Linked DNA regions of Homo sapiens: region 2 is linked to region 1. Evidence: read pairs that join two places in POLR2A ChIA-PET (ENCODE). Cell type or tissue: PC-3. All regions are shown on one strand. Links, peaks and the distances in the headings refer to the core of each region. The heading gives the core; the rest is flanking DNA.

Region 1 (2,899 bases), core at 145-2,644:
AGCTGAGATCGTGCCACTGCACTCCAACCTGGGTGACAGAGGGAGACTCCATCTCCAAAAAAAAAAAAAGTTGTTCACCTGTGACTTCTTTTTGGTACTTAACTTTTTTTTTTTTTTTTTTTTTTGAGACAGAGTCTCGCTCTTTCGCCCAGGCTGGAGTGCAGTGGCGCGATCTCTGCTCACTGCAAGCTCCGCCTCCCGGGTTCACACCATTCTCCTGCCTCAGCCTCCCAAGTAGCTGGGATTACAGGTGCCCACCACCACGCCCGGCTAATTTTTTGTATTTTCAGTAGAGACGGGGTTTCACTGTGTTAGCCAGGATGGTCTCGATCTCCTGACCTCGTGATCCGCCTGCCTCGGCCTCCCAAAGTGCTGGGATTACAGGCGTGAGCCACCGCGCCTGGCCTGGTACTTAACTTGATAGCATTCACAGCTCTCCCTGGAGGAAGGTCACGCAATTGTCACCCACAACTTTTCAGGTGAGTGAACAGAGTCAGAGGAGTTGAGCAACTAGCTCAAGGCCACACAGGGACTAGGTGGTAAGGCAGAGACTTGACCTTGGGCCACTGACCGAAGACCCGTGTGCTGGGAGCCCATGTCACACCATTTATGGAATGAGGCCCTTGGGGTGGGACTCAGCTACCTGCCAAGTAGTTTTGGGGCTGCTGACGGGAACTTGGAACTTGCTCCTCTTTACTGGAGCCTTCCAGAGCCAATGCCTGCCTCCCTCGTCCCAAGAAGGAACAGCTTTAGCAGGGCACCACAGAAAGGACTCCCAGCTGGGCGGGGGCTGCGGGGGGACTCCCTGGGCATCCTGGAAATTGCACAAGCCCCTGGACAGGGATGGTGCAGGTCACCTTCTCCCCTGACGATGACGGGCCATGACCAGTGGCTCCAGTCATTCCACTCTTTTTTTTTTTTTTTTTTTTTTTTTGAGACGGAGTCTCGCTTTGTCGCCAGGCTATATAGTGCAGTGGTGCGATCTCGGCTCACTGCAACCTCCACCTCCTGGGTTCAAGCAATTCTTCTGCCCCAGCCTCCCAAGTAGCTGGGACTACAGGCGCACGCCACCATGCCCAGCTAATTTTTGTATTTTTAGTGCAGACGGGGTTTCATCATGTTGGCCAGGATGGTCTCGATCTATTGGCCTCACGATCCGCCTGCCTCAGCCTCCCAAAGTGCTGGGATTACAGGTGTGAGCCACTGCGGCTGGCCTTTTTTTTTTTTTTTTGAGACAGAGTGTCTCTCTGTCACCCAGGATCTCAGCTCATTGCAACCTCTGTCTCCCGGGTTCAAGCAATTCTTCTGCCTCAGCCTCCTGAGTAGCTGGGACTGCAGACGCCCACCACCATGTCCAGCCAATTTTTGTATTTTTAGTAGAGATGGGGTTACACCATATTGGCCAGGTTGGTCTGGTCTCGAACTCCTGACCTGGTGATCTGCCTGCCTTGGCCTCCCAAAATGCTGGGATTACAGGCGTGAGCCACCGAGCCGGTTGGCCATTTTGGTCTTGAAAACCCAGGGACACACTGCAGGGCTGGGGGGGTGGGGGGGCAGGGGACTCACAGGATGTTCTGTAGAAGAGTGGAGGACCTGCAGCTATGCCTGGAGGAGCAGCGAGGCGCTCCATTGCTGGAAGGACGCTGAGAGGGGTTCAAACATGGGCAGATGTTCCAGAACCTTCCTGCTGGAAGCCTTCCCAGGCACCTTCCGCCACCTCCTGACCCCCTCGAAGGTGTGTGGACTTGTTAGGTAGCTCTGACTTTGCTTTGTGGGGTGCTGCCTAATCCTTCCTCCCCTGCGCCCTGGCTGGAGCTCCCCGGGGCCTTTCACACACATTGTCCTTTCATCCTCAAACAGTCTCCAGGAAGCAAGCACTGCTGTCATTCCTACTTGACAGATGAGGAAACCAAGGCCGAGAGAGGCGAATTAACCAGCCATTAGGTCACACAGGCGGGATGGGGCCTGGAGCCCCTGCAACCTCAGACTCAGCTCCAGGTGCTCCCAAACCTATGGGCAGTGGTGACTGTGCATTTCCACCATCAAAGCAGCCTTGCACAGGGCCCAGCTGAGTGGAGTGCCAGGCAGTGCCGGGAGGGAGGCGGGGCTGGGGGCTGGCAGTCACGCCTGGGCCTGCAGGCACTGGCTCGGGGCCTGCTATCCCAGGAGAAACAATCATCTGGCTCGTTGTCAGGCTCGGATTTCTTACCTCCTCAGAGGGGCGCGTGCCACCGGCTGGCCATGGGGAGAGCTCAGTGGAGCTGGCTCCTCTGAGGCCTCTCTTGGAGCAGGGCCCCTGGTCTCCAATCCCCTGACTTCCATGCCCCTGTGCCCTCCTGGTCTTAGGCACTGACCAGACCCGACTGTAACTGGGCAGTGGTGCTGCCCTAGAAGGGCTGATCTTGCAGGCCAACAGTGTAGGGTGTGTGTCTGGGAGGTGGTTCCCCAGGCCTCCCTGGTGCTGCTTCAGAGCTTGACACAGAAGTGACCTGCTGGTGTCTGCAGGGCCCCAAGTGCTGAAGGAGGCCTGCCCTGGCTCCTGCTCCCCTCGGCCCTCCATTCCAACTCCTCTGGCTTCACCTCCCGCTCATCATTCCCTTGCCTGCCCTCCGGGCCCATCCTTGCTCATGCTGTTGGTTGATCCCAACACGTCCCTGCTTCCATCCTCGCTAGTGAAAATTGGACACGGCCTTCAAGGTTCAGCTCAGGCACTTCCTCCTCCAAGAAACTGTTCCTGATCTACCTAGTCTCAGGGAGGCCAGCCTCGCCCACAATTCCTGCTCTCCTGGGCCCCATCACCCAGCTCAGAAACTCAGGGCAGGCCGGAGGGAAGGAGATGGGCTGAGCCCTCGGACCCCCTCACCTGGGGGCTCACCCTCGGCTTCACTTTAAGGGATCT
Region 2 (2,899 bases), core at 166-2,665, 160 kb before region 1:
GGACGAAGCGCCCCACCCGGCCACGGGGACTTACACCCACCACATCAGAAACCCCCTCAACACGGGTGCGCTGAACGCTGCAGTGAAAAGACAACCATTGTGCGGCTGGAAAACAGTAAGCACTGGTGTGATCTTCAGAAAAGCCACACAGAAAACACAAGGAGATGGAAGGGTGGGAATGAAGAAAGCGCCCCTGGGTTTCACCAGATCCAGCGGAGGGGGCTTCCCGCAGACAGGCTGCTCCAGAAGGCTCTGTGGGCCCTGAGGACTCACCGGGATCGGGGCTGTGGCAGGGCGCTCCCCCTGGTAAGCCTCACAGCCCCAGCCCCCTTCACAGCCGTGAAGTCTGCAGGGACTTCTGGAAACATTGGTTTTTGGATAAGAGACACAGGTGAGAAAGGAACTCCCTGGCTGAGCCCTTCTCTGTCCCTGGTCTGCAAGCGTCGTGTCTGCAGCTGTGGCAGCAGCTGTGATCACAAGGCCACCAACAGGAGGATAAAAACCAACAGCCAAGGATGGAGGGTCAGGACAGCGAGGCCCTGCCCTGTCACCAGGCTGCTGCGGCAGCTCCATGAGCACTCCGGCTTCTCGCCACAGACAGCGTGCTGAGGTTCACGTAGCTGAGGCCCGGGGAGACGGGGGAGGATGGAAGCTGGCAGGAGGGTCCCCGGATGACAGCCAGGCGGCTGGCATGGGGAGCAGGGGGCAGGGGCTGCACGTGGGGCCTGAGTTTTGAGCATTTACTAACTCGGGCGAAAAAAGATGCTGTAAGAAAGAAAACCATCCCCTGCACCACCACACCAGGTTCAACAATGGCCAGTATGCACCCAGTCACAACCCTGACAGCTGATGTCACCCAAACTAGGTTCTAAGTATGGGCAGGGAGCTGGGGGGAGAGGAAGTTGGGGTACACAGGTGTAGGCACGCTCAGTCCTCACAGCCCCCAAGAGAAGTCCATGGATAATCAGTAACACTGACAAATCAAACATTACAACATAAACACGTTTAGGAGCCCAGATGTAAATATTTTTTAAAAAAATAACTAAAAGACGGCCGGGTGCGGTGGCTCATGCCTGTAATCCCAGCACTTTGGGAGGCTGAGGCGGGCGGATCACGAGGTCAGGAGATCAAGACCATCCTGGCTAAAACAGTGAAACCCTGTCTCTACTAAATTTACAAAAAAATTAGCCGGGCGTGGTGACTGGCGCCTGTAGTCCCAGCTACTCGGGAGGCTGAGGCAGGAGAATGGTGTGAACCCCGGGAGGCGGAGCTTGCACTGAGCTGAGATCGCACCACTGCACTCAAGCCTGGGTGACAGAGCGAGACCCCGTCTCCAAAAAAAAAAAACTAAAAGACTTTATGTGGCTCCATTTTACCTTTTAGACAATATGCATGTATTACTTTGATAAAAATAAAAGTAACTGAAAGAAATCCATGTAGTTAAGAACACACACACACACACACACACACACACACCTGAAAATCCCATAGTACATCCCGCCCTCGGTTTAATAATCAGGGTAGGCAAAGGAAGGAAGGCTTAGCCAGCCAGCGTTTTGTTAACCTGCCTTATATAAACTGCACACACCCACCCACACCCTTTATGTAAATAGAAATAAATGTACCTTTCTTAATTGCAGCAATAATTCTGGGATTCAGGTCCAGTAGATCCAAATCCATTTTGTCGGTGGGCTGGCCACCAGGATGAATAACTTCCCAGGAAAGACAGAACAATGGATGCAAATTCTGAGGCACTCGCCTTCAATTCAAAGCCTGTGGGAGGCCCGAACCAGGGAAGTGACAGCAGCCGAGGTGTCCGTGTCATCGGGGCTCTGTCACTGAGGGTGGAGGAGACTTCACTGTAGAGGGAAGGCTGTCTAGCTACATCTAGGGCAACATGTCTGTCATTTACCTCTAAGAATTATTTAGCAGCTTAGAACCCATTCCAGACACTGATGCATTTGAAAAACCCCCCAAACCCACCACATTTACCTCCTGTGGAAAGTGCTAGAAATAAGACCATCCTCCTGCAGCAGTTGAGTGCCCTGCCCGACTCACCTCTCTGGGGCTTGGGGATGACCCGCGTGTTTTTGGCTGACTTGACTGAGGCATCTCTTGCACTCTGCAGTTTAATTTCCCTTAAGTGTCTCCCTGGGGACTCTGGAAAGAGTGGGAAGGTGAGTCTGGGATTGGCAGGGTGCTCAGGGATCCAAACATCAGTCGCCCCCAGCAGCCAACAGCAGAAGACAGCTTCCTGTGGGACGGGAGGAAGGTGCTGTGGACCCCACCCAGCCTCTCCCAGGAAGGGAGCTGGCAGCCATTCCACAGCCCGAGCCTGGCCCAGCAAGGGAGAAGCTCAGCTCTTCTCCCCTCCGGCCTCAGCAGGCTGCTCAGGGACTCAGCCTGGGGTCACATAAGGCCTTTCCAACAGGCCACTCTGCATCCCCTGTCGGCCTCCCAAATGGTGAGACCAAGAGTGTCCAGGACATGGGGAAACTGGAAGGCAGCAGCCTCGAGGGCCGGGTCCAGGATCCATGTCCTCCAGTGAGGCCTGGCGCCCTTGGCCGTAACCCAGCAGAGGAAAGGGCGGGCCGTGGACTTGGAGAAGGTTTTCCCTTGGACCACACAGAATGCGGCACTGGCCTGGACACGATCACGCTGGTCACTCGTATGCCCATGTTCAGCCTGCTCAGGGAGACAGGAACAGACTACAGGAGCAGCAGGCTGAGGCACGCCCCCAGGCACCCCGTGAGGCGGGCAGGGCAGGGAAGCTGGTGCTCCAGGATGCGTTTCCTGCCCGCGCACCAGGCTTGGCTCCCGGGCCCCCACAGCCTGTGGGTTTTCTGAGCAAGGGACAGGGAGGTGCCCAGGCCTGGTTGCCCAGGCAGGCCTGACAGGA

The links. ChIA-PET counts read pairs that join two places held together with the same protein. Peaks named below come from ENCODE experiments on the same cell type or tissue, not always from the same donor. Only the 100,000 strongest peaks of a DNase experiment are listed, where the experiment ranks them.
Region 2: POLR2A ChIA-PET joins it to region 1 with 19 read pairs; 2 of 35 experiments call an interaction of 5 or more read pairs at or near these places.

The regions. Positions count from the first base shown.
Region 1 is chr14:103,865,553-103,868,451 of GRCh38, forward strand. No RefSeq gene overlaps it. Among named protein-coding and RNA genes, the nearest start is that of PPP1R13B-DT, 19 kb to the left of the region's middle. In PC-3, for the core only: no CTCF peak of the experiment used is centred there; no DNase peak of the experiment used is centred there.
Region 2 is chr14:103,709,408-103,712,306 of GRCh38, forward strand. It overlaps XRCC3 (X-ray repair cross complementing 3), which reads right to left. Exons shown (of 10, transcript NM_005432.4): 3 at 2,059-2,160; 4 at 1,626-1,838. The coding sequence starts at 1,680. Among named protein-coding and RNA genes, the nearest start is that of XRCC3, 4.6 kb to the right of the region's middle. In PC-3, for the core only: no CTCF peak of the experiment used is centred there; no DNase peak of the experiment used is centred there; H3K4me3 peaks cover 960 bases; H3K27ac peaks cover 1,061 bases.